Linked DNA regions of Homo sapiens: region 2 is linked to region 1. Evidence: chromatin loops called from intact Hi-C (ENCODE). Cell type or tissue: breast epithelium. All regions are shown on one strand. Links, peaks and the distances in the headings refer to the core of each region. The heading gives the core; the rest is flanking DNA. Region 1 overlaps RYR3 (ryanodine receptor 3). Region 2 holds the start of SCG5-AS1 (SCG5 antisense RNA 1).

What was found. Hi-C counts contacts between places; a loop is a spot of excess contacts. Peaks named below come from ENCODE experiments on the same cell type or tissue, not always from the same donor. Only the 100,000 strongest peaks of a DNase experiment are listed, where the experiment ranks them.
Region 2: it touches region 1 in a loop (16-fold over the local background); 10 of 110 quality-filtered maps call a loop at or near these places.

The regions. Positions count from the first base shown.
Region 1 is chr15:33,696,250-33,708,644 of GRCh38, reverse strand. It overlaps RYR3 (ryanodine receptor 3), which reads right to left. Exons shown (of 104, transcript NM_001036.6): 39 at 12,154-12,395; 40 at 10,649-10,763; 41 at 8,812-8,941; 42 at 7,565-7,668; 43 at 1,591-1,726. Among named protein-coding and RNA genes, the nearest start is that of CHRM5, 270 kb to the left of the region's middle. In breast epithelium, for the core only: a CTCF peak has its summit at 7,741 (motif pointing right); a DNase peak (open chromatin) is centred at 7,754.
Region 2 is chr15:32,663,316-32,675,710 of GRCh38, reverse strand. The region is part of intron 10 of ARHGAP11A-SCG5 (ARHGAP11A-SCG5 readthrough); the gene reads right to left. All of the region lies in intron 2 of SCG5 (secretogranin V), which reads right to left. SCG5-AS1 (SCG5 antisense RNA 1) reads left to right here and starts at 2,646. Exons shown (of 4, transcript NR_135505.1): 1 at 2,646-2,721; 2 at 6,593-6,711; 3 at 9,223-9,272; 4 at 9,794-10,009. It overlaps LOC124903458 (a long non-coding RNA gene), which reads right to left and starts at 12,120. Exons shown (of 2, transcript XR_007064573.1): 1 at 10,146-12,120; 2 at 8,591-8,908. RefSeq lists an enhancer at 4,997-5,529. In breast epithelium, for the core only: no CTCF peak of the experiment used is centred there; a DNase peak (open chromatin) is centred at 5,340; H3K4me3 peaks cover 448 bases; H3K27ac peaks cover 2,256 bases.

The DNA.
Region 1 (12,395 bases), core at 6,192-8,691:
CATTAAACTGAAATCCACAAATATTTCTATTGATGGGCCAGTTTGCCAGAGTTTGTTGCATTATAGAATTGTAGTGCAGAAAATATATTGAAAAGATATAAAATAACCTGAAAACAAAAGGGGTGGACCAAACCTTTTGGTCTAGAGTTTAGTTCAATATTGTTGTACCTAACCCACAAAAGCAAGTGTTAGAATTTAGCAATCCGGGTAGAAGAAGAGCCAGTCGATTCCTTTACCTTCACGATCCAGGTAGATGGTCTCATAAAATGACTCAAAAAGCTCTTGATCTTGACTGTGAAGGTGACCAAGATGAATAAATTGGTTCTGCCTTGATCAGATTTGTCTGCAAACAATCTATTTACATAATTTGGCGAGCTGTATAAATTCTTAATATCCATTTCATACACCCACAAATTTGCTTTACTCCTACAGTAACTCCGTGTTAATTCTGGACATGTGATAATTTGGATACAAAGTGAACCAGGCTATTAGAGGATACTCTAAAACTGCCCTCAAGAGAAGAAAATGGAGGTTAGCAAAGCTGGTGATAAACAAGAAGGATGCAGTGATGAATACGCAGAGAGAAGCAGAGAGAGTTGATTAGGAAGTTGGCTGGGTGGGTTCCAGGGATAACAAGCAACCACCTCAAGGCCTGCAATCTAACCAGGACAAGGAGAAAAGAAACCATTTAAATATTAAGACTATAGTATAGTACAGTGAAGAAAAGTAAGCAGGTGAAATGGGAGGGTAGAGAGACAACAAGAAAAGCACACGGGAATATAATGATCACATTATATCAACATATTTTGAGACAAATTCTTAGAACAACTGGCATGATTGTGTGTTAGCTGCAATCTCTCTTTGAGATCACCTAACCTGCTTAGTGCAATTTGTTAGCCTGGAACCCCAAACTGAGAGAACAGAGAGGGACTATAACTATAATGTCAATACAAATGAATTAGTATTATAACAAAAATTCTTAGGAGGCAAGGCTCATTTTCAAGAAAGTACCCCACTTATTTACATAATATTCAGCATATTATTCCAGAGCAACTAAAGAATTCTGGTTGTGTTGGAATTCACTATAAATGGGAGGTAGATTGTATTATGACAAATAATATTTAGGGTTGTTATAGCAATTTTTTTCTCCTGGGAGTTTACTTATCTTTTACAGCTACTCAGTTATACTTGATTTTATTCATTCATCCATCCATCCATCCAACAGTCCAGGGATCTAGATGTACATGTGCATTTAGCTCTGTGAAACAGGTGAGGTATTAATGATGATATTCATAAGGCCCCCTTTTACAGTGCAGAGAGATGACCTCTCTGCGGTGAGTTTCTTGCTGGACCTGGGACTAATGCTCAGTGCTCTGTTCACTGGACTCTACTCTTTATCCTTGTCTGGCCTGATTCTGAGATTTCTCTTGCCAGCCACCAAACACCTGTGATTCTCCCTAAGATTTCTCTTGCCAGCCACCAACCCCCTATTTTCAGATAAGAAGCAATGGAAAGGATATCCTTTTCCTTGTAGGTATCCACGATCATGCTATTCTGGGTATAAGAGGTATGGAAAAATGTGGGACTCACTGTTCACGAAGACAGCAAACCTCAGGAAGGACAGGTAGCGTTCCCCTTCAATGGGGTTCCAGCCGACATCAGGGTATCCTTTGGCCAGAAGCATGGGGCAGCTCTGTAGGCCACAGCCTGCCAAGTAGGTCACCACCTGCCAGAAACAGTACAAAAGTGTTCTTTCGCACGCATTAGGATGGCTATTAAAAAACACACCTCAAAAAATAACAAGTGTTGGTTGAGGATGTAGAGAAGTTGGAACTCTTGTGCATTGCTGGTGAGAATGTAAAATGGTACAGCCACTGTGGAAAACAGTACTACAGATCCTCAGAAAATTAAAAACAGAATTGCTATATGATCCAGCAATTTCACTTCTGGGTATATACCCCCAAATAATTGAAAGCTAAAATGTGGAAGCAACCCACGTGGCCACTGATGGATGAATGAATGAATAAGCAAAACGTGATATATACGTACAATGGGATATTCAGCCTTAAACAGGAACAGAATCTTGATACATGCTACAACGTGAAGAACATTGAGGACATTCGCTAAGTGAAATAAGCCAGTCACAAAAAGACAAATACCGTATCGTTCCATTCATAGGAGGTAATTTGAGTAGTAAAACCCATAAAGACAGAAAGTAGAATGGTGGTTGCCAGGGACTTGGGGGAGGGGAGGGAAGAATGGAAAGTTATTGTTAAGTGGGTCTAGAATTTCAGTTTTACAAGATGAAAAGAGTTATGGAGATAGATGGTGGTGACAGTTCAACAACATTACAAAAGTATTGAATACTACACATACAGTTAAAAATGATCAAGATAGTAAATTATATATTTTGTGTATTTTAACACAATAAAATTTAAAAATAAATCTTACACGTATGTAAGAAACAAACAAAGAAAGAACTGCTCAAGTTTTTATTTTTTTTTTTATAAGATAGCTGTGAGGCCTGTGAAATTCTAAGAACTGAAAGGCTTCCATTTCCCTGGAGGCTAGAAAGAGCCTCCAATTCATTTTTTGTTTCCAAGTGATTAACAAGATTGATTATCATTGTTATGTAGGAACACACCATGTACTGTCAGTTCCTGGTTTTTCCAGTTCTGGCAAGAGGGAGCTGTCATTTAAAAATAAGCCTAGCTAGCGTACATCTGGGGAGACAACAGTGCAGGAAAAGAAGGGCCCACTGGGGGCGGGCCATGTTCACTTGGCCATGGTATTGCAAGGCTACAATATTCAGTCACTGACTGACCCAGAGTGGGCCCTTGAGTAATCAGGGGTGTCTACTCTCGTTCTGCATCCACAACAGCTGTCCAAAGTCAAAAGCCAAGATGTTGAGGTTGGGATGGCCAGAAAAAGAGATCCCCATCCATTAAGGACTGGGACTGGTGGTGGTCTCTTTGCTTCCAGGTTACCAGACACTTATCACGAGATCTCTGTGCTAGGATCTTACAGAAGATTTTAGATTCTGTTCTACTTTTCAGCAGCTTTCAGGCAAAAAGCCTGGCAAATATACCTTTGATTAAAACGCAGTTGCTATTCTAATTTCACCTTTGATATCTTATGTATACACAGAGAAGAGGAGAATCCACAGTGCTCCAAAATCCTCAAAGTCAGAGATGGTGTTTTTTAAGATTTTTTTTAACCTCCAGGGCCTAGCACATAGTAGCTGTTCAATAAATGTTTGTTCAATGAATCACTTACTTGCTGATGTCAAATATTCTATTTTGCAAGTATAATAAAAATAAGGCCAAACTCAGCAAGAATCTATCACCACACTTTTTCCTTCTTAAACCAGTAAAGATAATATTCTGCTTAGAGTTCAGATTTGATTTTGTCTTTAAAATGTCAGGGAAGCATCAATAAGGGCCAGAATTGGGCAGAGTTTTCAAGATTGCAGGTGCAGACATTTCACAGGCTGCTATAATTGCCCATATGAGAGAGAGAGAGAGAGAGAGAGAGAGAGAGAGAAAGAGTGTGTGTGCATGTGTGTGTGCATATGCGTGTGTGTATGTGTTGGGGTAGGGCTACTGTTCAATCCTAAATGATCTAATTTCTGGCGTGATCAATAGAAGGAAGAAACTCCAGCATACCAGTCCTTTGCTGTTCTTTCCTGTGAACCAAACTTGGGTAATTTCCTGACATTGGGCTGAATAAAGTCTATAGCAGTGTGCTAAGCCACCCCAACTACTTGAAAACGGTGTGGCAAACCTCATCCCCTTTACAGATTTCCCAAAGCGCCCATTTCTTCCCTCTCCAGCTTGCTGGCCTGCGTTAATCACATCTGACTTCTTCCAATGGAGGCTCCATGTCTTTGCTGAGCAACACTGTTTCAAAAGATGAACTGAGGCTGAGAATAGGATATGGAGTTCAAAACCTTGTGGCATTGCCTTGTCCAAAAAGACCCATTCAGCTGCTTTTCACACAAGCATCGGTTATCGTCATACCACCTAAAACACTGAGCTATTTATTGTCATCTAAATGTACGAATAACAGAGTTTGGCTGAGGTCTCTCCCTCTAGATGCAGAGACCATGAATAGACACAGCATTTATGGAAGCTCTCACGACAGGTGGCATGGTGCTTGAGTCTTGTGTGTATGCAGGAGGTGGCTGGTACCCTTCACAACACAGGCCTACAGAGCCTGGAGGAGCAACTTCTAACATTTCCCTCTGGTCTGGTCATTTTCACTTACTCCGTTTGCAGCTGGGATTGCTTATTAAAGTTAACCGTAAGTTATATTGACTGGGACTTCTTTCAGCAGATTTTTTTCTTTCTTTTTTTTTTTTTTTGAGACGGAGTCTCGCTCTGTCACCCAGGCTCCCAGGCTGGAGTGCAGTGGCATGATCTCGGCTCACTGCAACCTCTGCCTCCCGGGATCAAACAATTCTCCTGCCTCAGCCTCCTGAGTAGCTGGGACTATAGGCACCAACCACCATGCCTGGCTAACTTTTGTATTTCTTTTTAGTAGAGATGGGGTTTTGCTATGTTGGCCAGACTGGTCTTGAACTCCTGACCTCAAATGATTCACCTGCCTCGGCCTCCTGAAGTGCTGGGATTACAGGCGTGAGCCACCATGACTGCCCTCTTTTAACAGAATGTTAAAAAGCAAGGTTCTTCTATTATGGTATTATTATGGTATTGGGTTGTTTGATAAACATCATATTTGATAAGGCCAGTAAATAGATTCTTTCCTTGATTCCTGCTTTTAACTTAATGATTTATAAGGGACCCAATGAAGTCCATTGGAAATACTGATTGAATCTGACAAAATAAAAAAAAATGCTTTCACTTAAATTTGTCGCCTCAAAATATTATTGTAAAAATGTCTGATATTTCAAAATACTTTAAAGAACAAAATAAAATGACCAACTCAAAGACAAACCCCTCTGTCATGGGCTAAATTGTCTCCCGCAAATTTCATGTGGAAGCCCTAACCCTCAATATCCCAGAATGTTTCTGTATTTGGATATAGGGGCTGTAAAGAGGTGATTAAGTTAAACTGAGTTGTTGGGGTCATGTCCTTCAAGAGGAGGAAATCTGGACACACAGAGAGATAGCAAGGATACGTGCACACAAAGAAAAGACTACGTGAGGACACAGCAAAACAGTGGCCATCTGCAAGCCAGGAGGTGAAGCCTCAGAAGAAACCAAACCTGCGCACACCTCGATCTTGGACTTCCAGCTTCCAGAACTGTGAGAAAATAAATTTCCGATGTTTATGTCACCCAACCTGTGGTACTTTGTTATGGCAGCCCCAGCAAAGTAATATCCTCTCTGACTACAAGGAAAGTTCCTCCCATTAGAAATATGCTGCACAAACACGGGCGTTTTGTCTGTCTGGTTCATGATAGGCCCTCAGTAATTATCAGTTGAATGCATTTGAAATAGAATTTACTAACTGAAAAATGTCAACGAATTATTGGTGGGTAATTATCATCTCATCTTAATAGATCAGACATGGTTTTGCAGCTTGGCCAATGATTCTCTGCCAAGGCCTGAAACAGCAGAATCTTCGTGAGTGGTAAATCTGTGTTCTGTGTGGCTGCCTCAGCTAGAGGAAGGCCATCTGCTGCCACAATCGTTTAATCAAGACAACCCCTCTCTCTCTTTCCTCACCCTGTCTTCTTTGAGCCACCCCACGTTCACTATGCGACACGAAGAAAAAAATGTGTATTTATTTCTCAATTTTCCCTCTCAGCTTCTCAGATACTAGATTTGCTGGGTTTTCTCATCCTTTTGGCTGCTCCTCTTCCTGTTTTTTGTTGGTGCCTTTTCCTCAGCGACTCCCTTAAATATGCTGGTGGTCCTCAGGGCTCTGGCCTGGCTATGCTTCTTTTCTTGCTCCAGACCAGCCCTTGGAGTCACCTCATGTACCCCCAGCGCTTCAACCACCCTCTGTGTGCTCTATCTGCAGCTCAGAGAGCTCTCCTGAGATATACTGCCAGGTCGTCAATTCCCTACTTGACAATGCCATTTGGGAGCCCTGGGGCCCCTTAAACTTGACAGACCCCAAACTCATCGCCGGCCTCCTCAGATCTGCTCTACCTCCTGCACTCCTTGGAGGAAAACATGGGCTGAACTGATATCTAATTAATGGCTGCAACTTGTCCTGTGATAGATCGGTCCCCTGGCTTCAAACGCTTCTCACACCCACTGCATCAATATTAATTGAAGCCAGCACAGTCTTGGGCTTTGATTACTACCAAAACTCTCCTCCTTGCCTCAAGACTTGTTTCTGTTCAGTTCTTCTTACTGAAACTGGGGTGTTTTCTAAAATATGAATTGTATCGTGTTGCCCCTTTGCCTAATACTCTCCAGTGGTTTCCACCACTCTTGGCTCTACGGTGACCTCCTGTAATAAAATGGGTAGGAGCACTGCCTCCACAGCCCAGCGCTCTCGATGCCTGGCTGTGCCACTGACTAACCGCATGACACTGAGGATGCCACCCAATCTCTTTATGCCTCCACTTCCTTGCCCGTAACTGGCAGGCAACAATGAAAGGGCTTGGTCTGAGGGTCACGTGAGTTCATTTGTGGGAAGCATTCAGAATAAAGCCTGGCACAGTGTATGAGCATGAATTTCTTTTAGTAATAGAAATGGTAGCATAAGTTCAATTCCTCACTGCTTCTGCTGCATTCTCACCACATCCCCCAGGTACTCTGTGCTTCAGTCATACCCAGTCTCCTATTCCCCAGCACGCCATACTCTCCTCTCGGACATGCAAACATCCCTGGCATGCTTCCCCAACAATGCGGCTGATCAGCTTCTACTCATCCCTCAAGTCATGACTGTTTCTGAGTGACCTTCCCAATCCCCTAGTCAGGCTCAGGTGCCCTTTTCCGTGTGCTCCCAAACCCCCTACATAATGATGACCTTTGATTTGTCTTTGACTTGCCCACGTCCCTCCTCTCCACCCCCCTCCCCCTCCAGGTTGCTCTGCTCCACTCAGAAGGTCACACTGTGAATCCTGTCAGCCCTCCGGTCAAGGACATCATTTAAAGAAAGGGATGGGGAAAAGACGTAGTGAGGCCGCCTCAACCAGCTCCACCACCAGGAGCTTCATCCACACTCCCAGCAGAGGGCAGCTCAGTTTGTCTCAGTTACACATGGAAAGGACACTGATTATACAGTATTCTGCCATGTCTCTTCCTTCCATAGGTAGATTTATAAATCTGTAAATTACGCAGAACTTTATTAGGAACCACCGGCATCTGGTAATGTTCCATGTAGACCAACGAGGCTGGGCTTCCACACACGAAGAACACAAATGTCCACATGTCTCTGAAGTTGGCTACCTGTGTTCACAGGAGATCCCTTGGTCATAATCGTTGTGCTGCTACCGGTTACTCACATTCTTTCACACTTTCCCTACAAGCCCACCAAGATGACGATACAGTGACAGAGACTCCATCCGTGGTCTGCTTATCCTTAGCTTAGCTGCACTACAGGCCGAAGAGAACACCACACTGCCACCCCAAGGGCCGGTTACCTTCTCGAGGTCTGGTTCCTCTAAGCTCAGCGCTAACTCATTGTTGTCCATCACAGAGGAAGCTGCCACATCCAGCGGGGTGGATCCCCTCATCGACGGGGAGGCTGAGGGAGGAGGGGAGAATTAGCAAGAAAAGGACAGAGGAAGACACTCAGTGCTGAGCTGAGACTGCAGTGCACGTAAGCGGACAGGAGAGGGCAGCAAACACACTGAAACCTGGCTTACATGACCGTTCTCCAATGGGACAGTCCGCTTGCATTAAGAACAGCTCTATTAGCTATCCTTCCTCCCCACATTCATTGCCGTGAATACGAATTAATACAAAATCGGTTCACACTACCAACCGGGACCATGTATTTCCAAGTGCTTTTCTAACACAAAACTTCTTGAGGCCCCCATATCAGATGCCACTCGACCAACTAAGCCCAGTGGAACCTGTATATTTCTGGGGCTACCACCTAGAGTTTAAAAATAGCATCAAACAGCATTAGCTCATATAGTTTCACCAGGTCACCAATGTTGTTTTTGACTTGTTTGTTTGGTTCTCAGGCTAGAATTAAGAAAAACTTCAGGTGGCATTTTACAAAAAGGTTAGTAGCCTGAGGTTGCATTTGAGAAATAAAAACCCGTGAAACTTCAGTTTTCAAGTGCAAGTATTTGTGTATTACACACATTCATTTCGTTTATACCCAGAACAGTGAGTAAGGCATATGCAGTGACTTGCTTTTCTAGTGGTAGTGGTGGATTTACACTGTTTATCCACGATTGCTCTTGGCCAGTCTGCCTCCCCGCTAAGGAAAGCACTTGCTGGGAGGTTGATGGACAGGTATGCAGCCTGCAGCCAGCCTGCCAAGACGAGATCCGATCCATGACCTTGGTCTCATCAGCACTGCTCCCTGGTCAGTTGAGTGGGCTGGGAAGAGCTGTGCCCCCAGACTATACCTGCAATCCCAGGGGCATTTTGTAAACCATGGGCCACTGGTCCCAAGAGAGATGAGGTAAAACTGTACGACTATGCCAACACTAAACTGTCACCAATCTTGGCTGGTAGCAACATCTCTACTTCTGTTGGAGAACGTTCTTGTGGCATCGTTACTTCAATTGTTTTAAATCAGGCAGAGTCTCTTCTAGTATTTACAAATATCACAGCGTGCATGTGGCTCCTTTCCCTGTATTTTCCTAAGTGGTCAAAAGGGGGAGTGTAACCTTCGAGTTTGGATGTGGAAGTTACAAGAAGACTTACGCACCTAGGCCAACACTGCTATTCTCCAGAAGATAACTCAGATGCTCAAACATGGCCTTCTGATTTTGCCGGCTAATTCGACAGAAATAGCAAAGGAAACGGCAGCAGCTAGCAACCATCTTTGGAAATGCAATCTGTAGGGAGAAGTAGAAAGTGTCAGACAAAAGAATCTATCATGAGGCCTTTCTGAAAACTCTGACCTCAGAGTCTTAAGTGGGTAAAGTGTGAACACTTGGAAAAATGAACTTTCTCCTTCCATTTTTTTTCTCAAGACTTATTCATAGGAGTTATAGTTCCTGAAATATCTTTCCTCCAAGAGAAATAGATGTCAAACAAGAATCCCAATCATCCTCGGAAGTCATGTGAAATTGCATGACCTTCTACCAGGCTATTGTTTCCAAGTAGGAAGGGAGTGGACAGAATTCAGAGACAGAGAGAGATGAGAGAGAGAGAGAGGAGAGAGAGTGAGTGAGATGAGAGAGAGAGGAGAGACAGAGAGGAGAGAAAGTGAGGAGAGAAAGTGAGGAAAGAGTGAGGAGAGAAAGAGGAGAGAGTGAGGAGGGGGGAGAGAGAGAAAGGGGGGGAGAGAGAGAGAGAGAGACAGACAGACAGACAGACAGACACAGGTGATCGTAGACACATAAGGCCCACCAGTATATCAAAGCCCAAGTGCCCTGGGTCAAGGCTGGCCTCTACAGTTACGCAAGTCTGAAAGGCATCGCTCTCTGAGTCTTCCCTGACTACTTTTGTCATTGATAATTGCTCTTCTATGGGATTCCATAGCACTTGTAATTTGATTCATGCAGTCTAGCATGAAGATGCCATCTTACATTACTGTTGATTGTACTTGGCTTTTCTACTTAACAAAGTAACCAGCATCTCTAGGTTGGGCCAAATCTTAGTTTTGATCCTACAGTGCTCAATAAATGGTGCCAGTGTTAACCTTGCTCGGGATCCTAAGACAACCTTGATTTCCTCCTTTAATATCACAGAGGATGCTCTAAGCAATAAGGTTCAGAAACTTGTAGTCTATCTGCTCGCTGAGGCATCCAGACATGTGCTCAGGGATCTTCTGGAGAGATTTCACTTTCCCAAGAGATCAGAAGGAAGCCCATGAGGAACGTGACCCTGGCTTCTGTTCCTTCTACACACCCACCCCCTCCCCAGTAGCACTGATGAAACTGCACCAGAAATCATCCCTTCCTAGGACCCTGGCACTCTGGAATTTCCAACATTTGAAGCCATACCCGATCTACTGCCTGTGGAAGCAGTTTAACCGTGAGGAGGTCCCCAGCCCAGCTGGGATAAATGTCCAGTTGTGTCCTATCCCCACAACTCTCCCCTTAGCAACAGGAGCTCCCCCTGATGCGGGCTCCTTATGAGGGAGCTGGCAAGGAAACCTGGCTTCTTCAGGAGTTCGGTTGACAGAGGAAACATCAACACTTCTGGGGAAACACTGCCAGGATCACTATTGAGATCTTGTTCTCCTTTAGAACAGCCTTCTCCTGACTCAGCACAAAACACACCAGGCTCCTAAGTGGAAGTGAGTGATTCCATCTTGGAAAGAGCAGGGCTGCCGAATACGGGAAGTAAACTTAGCAACTGAATAGCCCAGTGGGATTAATGAAGAAAGTCTCCAAGCTTCAAGAGCTCTTACACAATGGGATTCCGTCCAGCAGCATTATCCCATCGCTTGGCTCCTTCTTGGCACTGTGCCTATCCCTTCCTCTCCCTGGAAGAGAAACTGAGGCAAGGGACACCAGCCACGTGGCTCTGAACAAGTCACCTCGTGCTCCTGCCTCAAGGGACAAGTTCTGGCTAGGTTCTCCTTTTAGCATTACCTGAGATTTCTCTGTACCCAACACGTTCACCATCACCTCCATCACCGTCTCGTGCATGCCCAGGACTCTCATGAGGTTGGGATGCTGGTAAAACACCTTGTTGTTCATTATGTCTCTAGGATAAGGATCAGAGAGAGTCTTCAGCACCTGCTTATTTATATGCTATGAAAATTCAGGGATGAGAACACACAAACACACGAGAGGGCAAAATAATATGAAAGTAACAGGCTGAAAAGATAATAAGAAAGCACTAGTTCAGCTGGAATATATGTGGAGGGCCATTTTAGCTGACTGAAATATTCTGTGCTCCTCTATTTCTAAGTACTTGCTTTTTCTCTTTGAAACATTTCTTTCTGATGACCTATTAAACATCCCTTGTTTTATTTTTTCTTGTAATAATTTTAGATATCAATGAAGCTTTTGGACAATAGTCTTTAAAAACTCACGACATTAAGATGTAAGAACAATTACATCTTTAAGTCATCCAATATAAATTCACAGAGTAAAGCTGCATGCAAATCAAAATACAGAAACAGCCTGGTAATTTGCTGTGTACTCCCTTGCTGGGTGGTTACTTTCTGGCTGCCCATTCCCCTTCTCTTGAGGGTTGCAGGAAACACCACCTCCAATTGCCAGTTTTTACTTCTGCTATGTCTACTACGAAGGCTGGGGAGAGAATAATTATCTAACTGTATTGTCTTCCCATAAAAGTCGCTTCATTTATGTAAGATTTCTCTTTGGAAATGAGTTTGACGAATGAGTGCATTTCCCTCCAAGGATCCTGAAGGTCCCTTTCCTGCACCTTGGTGATGCTCCTTTGGTATGCTGGCTCAAGGGTGGTAGGATGAAAAGTTAGGTAGGAGGTTGTCTGTAGGTCTAGTTCTTGATTCTAATAAAGTAAAACTGTAGGCTGGTTAGTGAATCTTTTTGGGCCTTGGTGTTCTCATCTGCAAAACAGAAGTGCTACCCTACGTGATTATAGGAAACCCTTTTGATGTCTAAAATGCTATGAATTTTTTTTGACTACATGGCTTCTAAGGGAGAGCCATGAGCTACTGTTAAGGGGAAAGTTATCTCAATGAACTAACAAAAACGACTCTAGGTTAGTCCTGAGAAAAGGGAGAGATCAGGTGGCAATTTTTCAGAGGGAAGTTTCGGAAGATTTCGAGTCAAAAGCTCAGGTGCTCAGATCATTTCTGTCTTGGGTTGAACACACCGTCCCTTCCTCCAGATGTTTTCATGGGCTCCCTGGGGCTATTTTCAAAAGATTAAAATCAAGTAACTGCTTTTCCCCAAGACTCCTCCATACTTTTAGCAATGCCTTTCACTGTGAGTAGTTGGGTCTCTCAGGTTGCAAAGGATATGACTCCATGAGGAGTGAAATTGGAATCAGTTCACACAAAGATTTAATATGATTTGATTCCACTATATCTCTATATCAAGGTAAGTCAGTTTTCCCACTTAAAGCTCCTAGAGAGAACAGCACGTAACCGTGAATCACCTACCCCAGCCCATTGATCATGAGCAACTCCTCTTCCTTGCCCATCCTGACACTGAGGAGGGAGCGGATTTGGCCCAGGGCAGCCAGCAGGTTGATGGTGTCGCTTACAGAGGTGTGGCTGATGGTGTAGGTCTTCCGCAGCGCCTGCAGCAGCTCCCCAATGCTGTCATACTGCCTCCGGAGGAGGTTGAACATCATTCGGACCAGCTCTGAATCCTGGATCTGGTCCTCCTGGGCCCAGCAGAT
Region 2 (12,395 bases), core at 4,015-6,514, 1.0 Mb after region 1:
GAGGAGAAGTATCTAGCCCAGATCTAGGCCACGGAAGACTCCCTGTAGCAACATACTGTGTAGCAATAATTACGTTAGGTGCTATAGACGACATAAATGTGAAAGACATAGTTCCTGTTCTCTAGTTCGTTCTTCATTCTAGTTGGTTACCCATGACTAACACAATAAGCCAGTAGTACATAATAAGATATATTCCCAACATAATGTATTGTAGTATAGACAATAGATGGTGGTATAGAGAACAGACCATTGTACAAAGCTAGGTTGGAGAGAAATTAAGAAGTTCTTCTCTAAGAGTGTTGCTGAAACTCAGGAGTGAAGTGACAAGGATTGGAATTAGGGTGGCTGCAACATGAGTTAAATAAGATTTCTAGCAGTGCACAGGAGAGAGATGAGTCAAAAGCTTGTGAGGTTTCAAAATCTGATTTGAGAAAAGAATACCATTAATAAAGATAGGATCTTTCACTTACAGCTTTGAAATTATTTCAGGCAATTAATTAATCCTGTCCTGTGATGATGCTTTATTTATGTTTCCACCACAGCCATGGCACTCTAAAAATGTCTCTAGAATAAATGGAAAATATTTAATTCTTGCCAAATGAGTTTTAAGCCCAGTTGCGTTTATATAAACTTTGCTTTATATAATAAAATTGGTACCATGCAGCTGTTTATTTCTAAGCTCTAGATATCAAATCATTGGTAGACTTTCTTTGTATTGCCATGGCAATAAAGTTGCACTCAGATGTAATTGTCAAGGGAATGAGAAAGAAGGACAGTTGGTCTTATTTGAGTCAGAACCCTTAAATCTCTTTCTTGGCCTGTGCTGGAACCCTCCATAAAAATCTGCCAATCTTTTGACCGCATCCTGCTCTTCTCTGCATTCTCACCCTCTGCTATGTGCCTCCAATTCTCCCTTCTGTACGTATCCCTTTGAGGTTGGCAATTCAGCTGGGAAGTTGACCTGGTTGGTTTGAGTCTCTCCCTGGCCTTGGAGACCTGATCAACCTCAGCTCCAAGTTTTGCCACTCATGGTCTTGTTCGGTGTTAACAAAGCCCCCAACAGCACTCCCAAGGACAACCTCTAACAACTCCAATGATCGCTTGTCCAGAAGAGGGCACTAACTTTTCTGGTTACTTAAAAACTCCCTTGGGTTTCAAATCCATTTTCCTGTCTCTATGATTTTGAAGATCAGTTGTTAGTACCTAGTAAACAGAAATATGAAAATTAAATACCTTCTGACCCCCAAAGTTTTACTTGGCTCTGAACAGCCATGGCCTTTTTGTTGCACTGGTAGGGTTTTTTTCATTGTTTAATTTTAGAGTAAATCTCTGTTATCATATTTTATCTTGATATAATTTGACTCTCTAAAATGTGCATAAAAAACAAAATCCGAATTAACAGAGGTTTCCGATTATAGTACCATCTCACTTATCTCTTTAGAGAGAACGTGCTGTTTCATGTAGTATTCAGATCACTGAAGCATCGGTTTAAGATCAAGATTTATTTAACCATTTTAAAGGAGAATTTTCCACTATGAACATTAGGTAAATACTTTAAACAGCAGGAGAATATGACTTTGCCTGTTCTTGATAATTTGGGACTATTACTGGGAATATCAATGACTATACAGTGTTGTAACAGTGTATTCTCAGAGTATTAAAGGGCATTCGGATATAAAACTATATTAAATGGGCCGGGTGCGGTGGCTCACACCTATAATGCCAGCACTTTGGGAGGCAGAGGCGGGTGGATCACAAGGTTAGGAGTTCAAGACCAGCCTGGCCAAGATGGTGAAACCCCATTTCTACTAAAAATACAATTACAGGCAGGCGCCTGTAATCCCAACTACTCAGGAGGCTGAGGCAGGAGAATCACTTGAACTTGGGGAGTAGAGGTTGCAGTGAACCGAGATCATGCCACTGCACTCCAGCCTGGGCGGCAAAGTGAGACTCCGTCTCAAAACAAACAAACAAACAAACCTATATTAAATGGTCCCAGATGCAATAGTTTTTAATGTTCTTTGTCACCTCACTCCTTCTAAGTTATTAATTCTAGTCATCCCAAATCCTTTCCATAATGAAATACAATAAATTGAGAGTGCGCCTAGGCCCTGCAAGTCTCTTCTAATTTTACCCTCCCCCGCACAACACACACACACACACACACACACACACACACACACGGGGATCTTATCCAAATGTGGATTCTGATTCAAGGTGAAGGGTGGGGCCTGAGATTCTGCATTCCTCACAAGCTCCCAGATAGTGCAGATGCTGCTGGTCCATGAGCCACATTTTCAGTAATAAGGGGCTAGAAAATGAGAGAGCCAGGCTTATTAAAATTATATATAAAATGAGATAAAATTAGCTCCGAGAGAGTGCCTAGGTGATCTTGCTTTATGGAATTTGTGACATCGGTGTGGCTGCTAAGAACCTTCTTAAAAGTCTGCAGTTTCAGATAAAGGAGCTGTCACTGCCGTTGTAGTCCTTTTACTTAAAGTTTTACTCTACAGAGGCACTTGCTCACACTTTGCAAGGAAAGGATCCTGCTGCCCCATTTTTTACTTACGCTAGTTCTGTGGGAATTAGAGGTAAACACCTCCCTTGAACGTGAGTTCTCATAGTATAAGCGATGTCCGTTGGAGAGCCTGATGATGTCCCACCACGATGCAACGGCTCTCCTGGCTGGGGCTAGTGGAAGCAGTTTTGATGGAAGTTAAGGTTGGTCAGAAATTAAGAACATAAATGGGACCTGCGTTACTTCGTCACTCTGTCTCTTTTTTTTTTTTTTTTTTTTGTGATGTTATGGTTTCAACAGTTTCAAAGTGCTTTCATCCTTATTAAAAACGTCCTAGTGAGGTCAGTAGGACAAGAATCACTATTCATCATTCTAAGTGAGAAAGTGAGACCTGGGGAAAGGTTTCTTGCCTAAAGCCACTCAGCAAGTTGGTGCTATTTTGGATTCCAGCCCTGTGTTCACTCTACAGTGGCACTGAGAGAGCCCCCACGAGGCCTTCTGCGTCCATTCATACCCTTTCCAGTGCGTTTCCGTCTTCCAAAGATGAGCTGGAGCTCCACAGCCACAGTTAGTAGAATGACCTGTCGGGGTACCTGGGGTCTCTCATAGTTTCCAGGTCACTCAGGGGATCTCCGGTGTCAGTGACTACTGCAGAGCCAGGCCCCGGCAAAATGGCTCTGGGATGGGACGCCACCTGTGGGCCTCGCCACCATGGTTCCTTCGCACCTGAGTGCCCACCTCACGCTGGAGGTTTGGAACATCCGGACAACCCCTGCCCTCCAGACTCTGCCACACAACTTGGGAACACCCTGACAAGCCCGCAGCCAGCATCGTCCCATTCGCACCCCTCACGCTGCCTGCAGCCCTGGGGATTCATGCAATTGGGCACTGGCGCTGGGCAATAAAGAATTGTGGTGGGGCAGCCTGGTGCCAGGGAGCCAGTCGCCCACCTCGTAAAAAGGGAGTTCTGTGAGGAGCGTCTGGCAGGGAGCGGGCACAGGCCCCTGAATACCAGCCATTCAGCTGAAGGGAACGGGTCCAGCAGTTTTCACTTATGTTACCACAAACAGCAGATGCTAAAAATACACTGCGGTCTCGATACATCATTCAGAAAGCGACGGACCAGTTTTCCTTTTGTCAGCGGTCTGGGAGCCTGAAGCAGTCGGATGGGGCATTCCAGACACCGCCTGGCCTCCTTTGGTTTCCCCTCAGACTCTGACAGAGCTGAAGGTGCCAGCGCGAGAGCGCCCGAGGAGACCAGGAGAGAAGGTGGAGAGGCGGCAAGGCTCCCCAGGCTAAGGGAAGGCAAAGCGGAGTGGGGCGAGGAAGGGGCGGGGTGGCTCCTTCTGGAGGCCACAGAACAGCCTGGGACTCCCTGAGGCGACACCGGCCGCAGGCACCAGGCACTGGGGGCTAAGAGAAACCCCGAGACCCAGAAATCTCCTTCCTAAGGTCCAACTTGCCCCAAAAGTTGTTTTTTCTTTTTTTTTTTTCACTACTTGAGGTAAACACATACACAATTTTACAAAAAGCGCCATCACTTGTCCACAATCAGAGGACTCATTCGTCAGCTTCTATACAATCTGCGCTTGGTTTCTCCTTCTCAGTAAGCACTCAGGCAGTTCCACCACACGCTATTGTCTCCACAGGAAAGAAGAAGACAGAGGCAAAGAGAAAGAGCAGGAGAGGGAGAAACAGATTGGCCCCTAGGAATGGGGAAAGGAGGCTGAAAGAAATGGCCAACATGAGGGTGGAACTTCATATTTTAGATGTCTGACTCCCAGTTTCTGCTTCCTCCATCCCAAGTAACTGAAGTGAGATAAAAGAAAAGAACAGAGTCATTTTCACACATCCTTTCTCAAAATTCACTCTTATTTATAAGACCTTTTGGCCTTGACTCCTGGTGAGAAATGAGGGTCCCAACATTCAAACCTATTTATGAAAAGCAAATATTTTCATTTACTGAGGACCCACAGAAAGAGAGCACTTTTTATACAAAGAGGCTTTTATAGCTTCCTGTTGTTAGGGCCCTGAGTTCAAGTCCACATTCTGCCACACACTGTGGGATTCTCATAACCTCCCAATCTCACTGGACCCCAATTCCTCCCCTTTTAACCCGGGGATAACATGCTTGTGGGAGGATACAAATCGGATACTGTATGTAAAATGCTTACCTCAGTACCTGGTATGTAATAAGCACTCCATGAACGTTAGCTGCTTTTCCTATCTAGTCAACATTTCCTAACAGCACAATTAACAGAGCCGAAATTAATGATCCTGCATATTTTTCATTGTGGTGATCATGGTCCTGTGTTTGAGGTATTGAGCAACAGGGCTCAGGACATTTGAGCTTTTTACTAACATCAGTGCCTCCTCATCAATTCAAAACTAAATAAAGTCATGCTTTGCCTAACAAAGTTACAAATCCAGGCAGCATAATCCCTTCTCTCAAGGAGCTTGCTCTCCAATAATAGGGGACAAAATATGTCCACATAAACACACATCTGATGTTTGTGCCTGGTGGAAGAGATCATGAGCACTAGCGGAGAAGAGAAATTTGTCTCCCATAATGGGAAAATGAACACACAATAGTTTATACTTAGAGATGGATATTATCACCTCAGCTCTCCTCCCTAGTAACAGAATTTAGTTTAAGCTGTTTAGAATGGTGAGGGTTTATGTTGCAATATCCACATTCTCTAAACTCACATGACAAGTGACCCCCAAAGCACACAGCATTTGGTAATTGAGAAAAACAAAGGAATGATTCTATCTGTGCTGAATTGGCTAATTCATTGACTTGCCTCAGGGCAGAGGGCTGGCCCTGGCAGTTTGCTAGAGTGATCCTTCTGCTCTGAATTCGAGCCTGGTCCCTCACAGGGACTGCCCCACATAGCCGGCAAGGGCAGACACCCTGGCTGGCACTATCCTGTCCTTGTAGGAGAGATCTAAATTGGGTTGAGCCTGTTGGCAGATAAGCAAAATGAAACCCATTCGGATATTTTGTCTTGAAAGGCATTTGTTTTCATTCCTTCTCTTTCTTCTTCTGCTTTTCCCCCTCATACTAGGATCTAAAAAACTCAGGCTCCTTGGGGACCAAAGCCAACATTATCATCATCTACTCAGAGGCACGCAAACAGTGAAGGCAGAGACGCAAATTCTGAGTGCACTGCATTTGTAGCTTTCACATCTACATGTGGTCCCAATTTAGGATCACAAGCAGAGTTGTTTATTTTAGAAAAGCTTTTTAGTTAACTTTTAAGGTATTTTGCTTAAGCATTGCTTGCTTTCCAAAAGGAGAAAACGTGTATTTTTTTTTTTTTCTGAAGCGGTGTTTGTTTTGGCTGTTTACTCATTTGCAAAAGTTCAAATTTTATCCTATGAATTTAACTAATTTTTCTGTAGTCACCACAAACCCCACCCCCTCTAACACATACACACAAAACCCCAAAATAAAATAATCTGGAAGTGAAGCATTTTTAGGAGAGGTGTGAATTTAGCAGGTTTTGAAAAAGCCGTTTCAAATAGGTAATTTGCAATAGCACTTTTAGCTCCTTCATGTAACTTTTATTTGCCGTCTGAAATGAAGTCTCAACTTGGCAATTTGTATGAAGGCTAAGCATGTCTTTATACTAAGGTTAAGGCTCATGTTTGTCCTTTAAAAACTTTATTTTATAATTCTTGCTGAAATTATATGGCTTAGCTGAGGGTCAGAGTGGAGCTTAAGTTGAGGTATCAGTTATTATTGAAAAAATAACGGGATATAGAACTGTGGTGGTGGTGGTTGGGATTCGGTGAGGATATGGACACAAAACTGTGAAAAAGTAAAAATATGGACTTGGGCTCTCTAGCATCTGGTTCCATATACAGGCCTACCGCCTCCAATTATCTAAAGCTCCCACTTCATCTTCCTTTCTGAAACTACACTTACTTATGACATCATTTGTCCAGAACCTGAGCCCCACCTCTCTGTTCTCAATGACATAGCAGGTCCTATGTATCATTCCTTTGGGTAAGCTTCTCTACTAACATGATAATGAGTGCTAATTAACATGTAGTACTCTGCTCCTGTAGGATTTGCAACTTAGAGGATTTCTGGGATAATTCTCTTAAAGTAGTGACTTCACCAACAGGAATTCCAGGCCCCCTGGTGTGCCAGCTCAAGGGATAAGCAGAGTATGTCGGGTTCCCAGGTAAGGAAAAGGGGCAATGGCAATGACAATCCTGCAGGCAGAAATAAAGACATTAGGGGCCAAACCAGAGCCAGGTAAATGCATAGGAAGTTTATAATTAGTGACCCAGCATCCAAGGAGATAGCTTCCTACACTTAAGAAACGAGTAAAGGAGATCTGCAGGAGCTTAGGGAAGAGAGAAGCAATGAATGGCTGAGCCAACAGATGACATTAACACCAAGACACCACCGTGAGAGTGGAGGTGACCCTCCGCCCCAGACCCAAAGCTCTCTGATGGTTTCTGTTGAGGGTCACCTTCCAGTCAGCCTGGGCTTCACAGAGGAAGCAGGTCACTGGGGACTATGGTTGAGGAGGTGTGGATAAGGGTTAGCAGGAACTGTGTTGGACCCATTCTGGATGGGATGAGGTGGGAGTGGCAGGGCCTGGCAGCGCTGTGCCCATTCAGAGCCCCTTCCACCAGCTGACCTGGTTCCGCACTGGCCAGGGGAGTGGTCCTAGCACAGATTTTGGGTACACGGCTTGGGAATGTAATTATTCCATCATGTCACTTCCACCCATATGTCTGTAGACTAAAACGAGGAGACTCCATCTGAGTCTGACAAGGCCTTTTGGGCCACGACAAGGAACGTGATTCTCACTTGGCCTTACAAATTCGTACCTGAATTAATTACCATTCCTCTACTTCTTTTTCACTATCCTAAGCTGCTGTAAATCCATAAGTGTTCTTTATAAATGGCTAGAATAAACATTTGTTTTAGACAGTAATCTCATAGAAAATTCTTTTCTGTTTCTGAGTTCCCAGCAGCTACTACTATTTTTTGGCAGCTGGTGGTGGGGTGAGGGTTAATTCTAGCCTCGAGAGGAGAAGGCACGTGGTGTGTACGTTGGGGAGGGGCCCAGACTAAATCCTCTACAACCCTTTGGTAATGCTTTCCTGGCCTGTGGTTTCCCATCTCATACAAATATTCCCAATTTCTCTCTTTTATATCCATGTAACCTCTGCCTGGCAATAGGTATTAAGAATAAAGTGGGTCCGGTGGCTCATGCCTATAATCCCAGAAGTTTGGGAGGCCGAAGCGGGTGGATCACTTGAGGTCAGGAGTTTGAGACCAGCCTGGCCAACATGGTGAAACCCCATCTGTAATAAAAATACAAAAAAGTTATCCAGGCATGCTGGTGTGTGCCTGTAGTCCCAGTTACTCGAAAGGCTGAGGCAGGAGAATCACTTGCACCCAGGAGGCGGAGGCTGCAGTGAGCCGAGACTGTGCCACTGCACTCCAGCCTGGGCGACACAGTGAGACTCTGTCTCAAAAAAAAAAAAAGAATAAAACTACAACAAACCAAACAAAACAGTATTCACTAGTTATTATCAACTTTGTGCCAGACCTGGAGCCAGAACTCAATGTTATGTTAAAAGAGATAGACTCAAAGGCGGCCACAAAGCTGTGTGGACAGTGATGAGCAATTCGTGCCTTAAAGTCCAAAGGAGGTGCCTCCGGCAATACGCTCAGACAGCTGCAGCACTACACACAGACACTGGAAATACACCTCACAGAATTCTTCTGATTCTTAAAAATGGCAAGTCTCTTACCCACACATGGTAAAACGGGTGAAGAAAGCACACATAACTCAAATTCATAAAAACACCAAACTTATCTTTAAAAATGGGCTTCAACCTTCCCATCCACCCACTTCCAACCAAATTTTTAACTAGAACTATTGATGAAAAATAATGTTGGCCTGAGTCAGTTCTAGTCCCCTTTATATATTATTTTAAAATAGTATATAGCAGTGCTGTTCTATAGAAATAGAATATGAACTACATTTGTAATTTTAAATTGTCTAGTCTTCTCACTTCAAAAAGTAAAAAGAAATAGTGAAATTAAATAATTTTTAATCCCAATATATCCAAATTATCATTTCAACATGTAATTGATATAAAGAATTGCCAAAGAGACTTTTTATATTCTTTTTTGCATACTGTCTTCCAAATAGGGTGTGTAGTTTATACTTAGAGTACATCACAACTCCAGCCAGCCATATTTCAGGTGTTCAGTAGCCTCTTGGGCGTGGTGAATACCAAATCGGTCAGAGCAGGTGTATAGAGGAGGCTAGACATGGCGATCAAAAGTGCAGCCTGCAATCCAGATGCTTGAGTTTGAATATTGGCCTCATCACCTTAGCTGTATGACCTCATCTGTAAAACAAGAATACTTAAGTAATACCATCCTTAAGCCGTTGGTATGAGGATAAAATAAAATAGTCCTTGTAAGGCTTTTTGCAAGAATTCTGGCAAATATTGTGCTTAATAAATGTTAGCTAGGGTGGTCACTTTATAATGCATGAGCTCTATACTTAAAAACATATGTGGTCCTGAACAAGTTATCTTACCTCTTTGAATATTAGTTTCCTTCTCTGTAAAACAGGGGTGATAATAATACTTCATTGAGAAGATTAACTGGTACAAACATAGCACTTAATAAATGTTCGTTTCTTTCTCCTTGACTTTAGGTGCCAATGAACAGAGAAATAGCCAAAGGGCTCGCTGAGTGGGAGCAGAGGTAAATGGGCCTGGATAATTGGAAAACTGGATAGTCACGAGGTTAACTATGCCACAGGCAAGAATCCAGATGGTTCCAACCTACCTCAGCCAGTGTGAGAATGCCCAGTAGATGTGTTTCTTTTGTAGTTCCTTTACTAGAAGCTTTATAAGAGCAGGCATGTTCACTGTTTCACAGGCTAATAGAAATAAAGTATGTATGTGCATCTTATGTAACATATCCCTACGTATGTATGCTGAATTCAGTAGGCAGCCATGTTCAGTATTTTAGAGCTGTAGCCATCACTCAACTCCCTTGTGTTGATAAGAAGAAACATTCGGGGAAAAGAAGACCTATTTGTTTATTGTAAGATTCAAAATCTCTAAGGGTAATGGCCTTTATTTCTTTCCTACTCAGAAGTTTGTTTTTCCCTATTTAATAGCTCATACAGGATTTTGAAAAAGGAAAACTTAAAAATTTTAATTAGAACCATATCCTAAATATCCTTCTGCTCTTCTGCATGTTTGTTTATTTTTTCTTAGGATTGATTTGTTCAGAGTTTTGAAATTACCAGGGAAGAGCTTTTGAGGATGTTTGAGATCCATGATTCAAAACAGGGAGGGACACATGAGTGGCAGGTGACATCAGAAGCCACCAGCCATTCCTCAAATTGCCAGCTCTGGAGCCCTCCATCCTGCACTAGAAGGAGATACTGCAAACCCTGCCAAGGTGTTCATGCTTCTCGTGCTTTAACATTTCAAAAAGCTCAATTCCCAAAGACAGTGAAACTGCCACGAAAAACAAAATGAACTCTGGATGACAAGGAGGCCCAGTCATTTCTCCTATCAATGGAAAGGGCAATTTTGATCAGAGACAAATAGTACTTGATTTTACCTATAGGGACTTATGACTTATTCACAGCTCTGACTCCTCTTCTCCACAGGAATTCAATAATGTAAACCTAATAATAAAAAATGACATAAAATGAATGTAATGAGAACACCCTAAAACTAGTTTCCCTCCTGGCCTATCTCCATGTTGCATCTTTCAGAAAGTGTCAGAAACGAGACTTAAACAAACAAATAAAAAAAAAAACCCCAAACCAGAACCTAATGCTGATGTGATCGTTTAAATAAACTAAACACAACTGGATAAGGAAGCTGTTTTACAAAAATAAAAATAGAAAAAAATTTCTTGACAAGAGGCATGGATTATTCAGGATCCCTGTGTTATTCTAATTGTTTCAGTGCTATTAGGTGCATTTTAGGGGAATGTGGCCCTGATGGATAAATGCACCTTTAATTCATTTCTAAGGCAGTGATGTGAGATATAAGACTTTTTTGGGTAGGCACAACCCCAAAAATGTCATGTAAATCTTGAAAAGTTTTTCATCCAAAAACCCCAAAGGGTTTACTCATCTCAACATCTGCATTTGATAGGCAGAGGGAGAAGAATGACTACAAGAGGAAGATTATCTGAGATTAAAACTGGAGACCTCCTAGAGGCTGGGCTCCCATAGGCACCCTGGCCCAGACCACAGCAGGGAGGGAATTCCTCCATTCTGCCTTTGTGCCTCATCTCCTGAGTTAGAGATGGTAGCTTAGTTTCCTTTCTTGGTTCCCTTCTGTATTCCTTACAGATAAAGAGATGTTCAATACACATGTGTTGGCAGAATGGCCTCCATTTTATAAGAGTGGAGGTGACTTAGCAGGACACATGCTATTTATACAAACAGAAGAACCTAGCAGCACAAACATGAGTAGGGATCTCTTTATTACTGCTCCTGGAGGTGGATTTATAGTGAAGTGAATGAGGGCCCCTCATGGGCGCAGACTGCTTCCAAGGCCTGGAACCTAACTTTTCATTTGCAATTGTGTGTTATTTTTCTTGAAAAAAGTTTTCAAATTGCATGAGTTTCAGGCCTCACAAAACTTGAATCTGCTGTGGATTGCTCTTAAAAGCGGTATACAAACGCCATCTTGGATTTTTCACCTGTCATTATTTTAACTCCTAGTCATCCAAAGCAAATATAAATCAATTAGTTTTGTAGCCATGGACAAACGAGGCCTGGGTTTCCTCATTTCTGAAAATGAAAGGTGATTGAATATGATTCCTCAGATCCCAAAAGAGAGCAATGTAGGGAAGGAGGGCACAGTGAGAAACAGAAGGAGGCAAAGGCTAGGACACCCTGGTGCTGGCTACACTACTAATAGCTGGCGTATGACCTTCAGTGAAGAACTTTACCTCTCAGGGCCTCATTTTCTCTACTATGAAATGAGGCAGGCAGACAAGACATTCTCTAAGGTCCCATCTTGTCCCATGATTCCAGTGCCCTGACTTGTGCAGTGTGTCACCTCTCATGGCCACTCTCACTGGGTGCTCACAGTAGCCCTGAGACTAGTCAGTGGAACACTCTGGTGAGCTTCAGAATTCAAATTCAGTGCTCTTCTTACTATACCACATGGGAGATATTTTCCAGCTAAACCGTAAACAAGGCTAATATCATTGGTTTGATGGCCTTCAAATATGCACTGTTGTCATGCCGAGTCAAAGATGATAGTCTGACATAAACCAGCGTTGCAGTGTAGATGTGGCGAATGACAAGGGAGTGGCTCCTTTCCCACAAGAGGCACTGGACTTGAAGCTGCAGCTGGTACAGCCCATCTGCAGGGAAATGCCATTTTCTTCTCATGCCTCTGTTCAAAACTTGAGTCCCACTGCTTACAGCTAGACAATCATTAGAATCACTGGTGGCACTGAAAAAAATCCCAAGCAGCTCAGACTCCCTGGAACTACCATATTTGAATTCCTGGAGAGATTAGGGGCCAGGAATCTTTCATTTTAAGCTTCCCAGGTAATTCTGATGATCCACCAGGTAGGAAAAGTATTGTTCTACGTAGTTTTCTCTGTCCTAGCCAGCCTGGAAATGCTGTTTCTTTTAAAACAGTAAGTCTATCTGGATACCCTGATGCCTCCTGCCACAAAGTCAAGCTGGTATAGCATTGGCTAGGACAAGCAGTGACAGCCACAAAAGACCACCTATTCTGATTCCATTTATATGAAATGTCCAGAAGAGGCAAATTCACAGACATAGAAAGTAGAGTAGTGGTTTCCAGGGTCTGGGGAAAGGAGACTGAGGGAAGG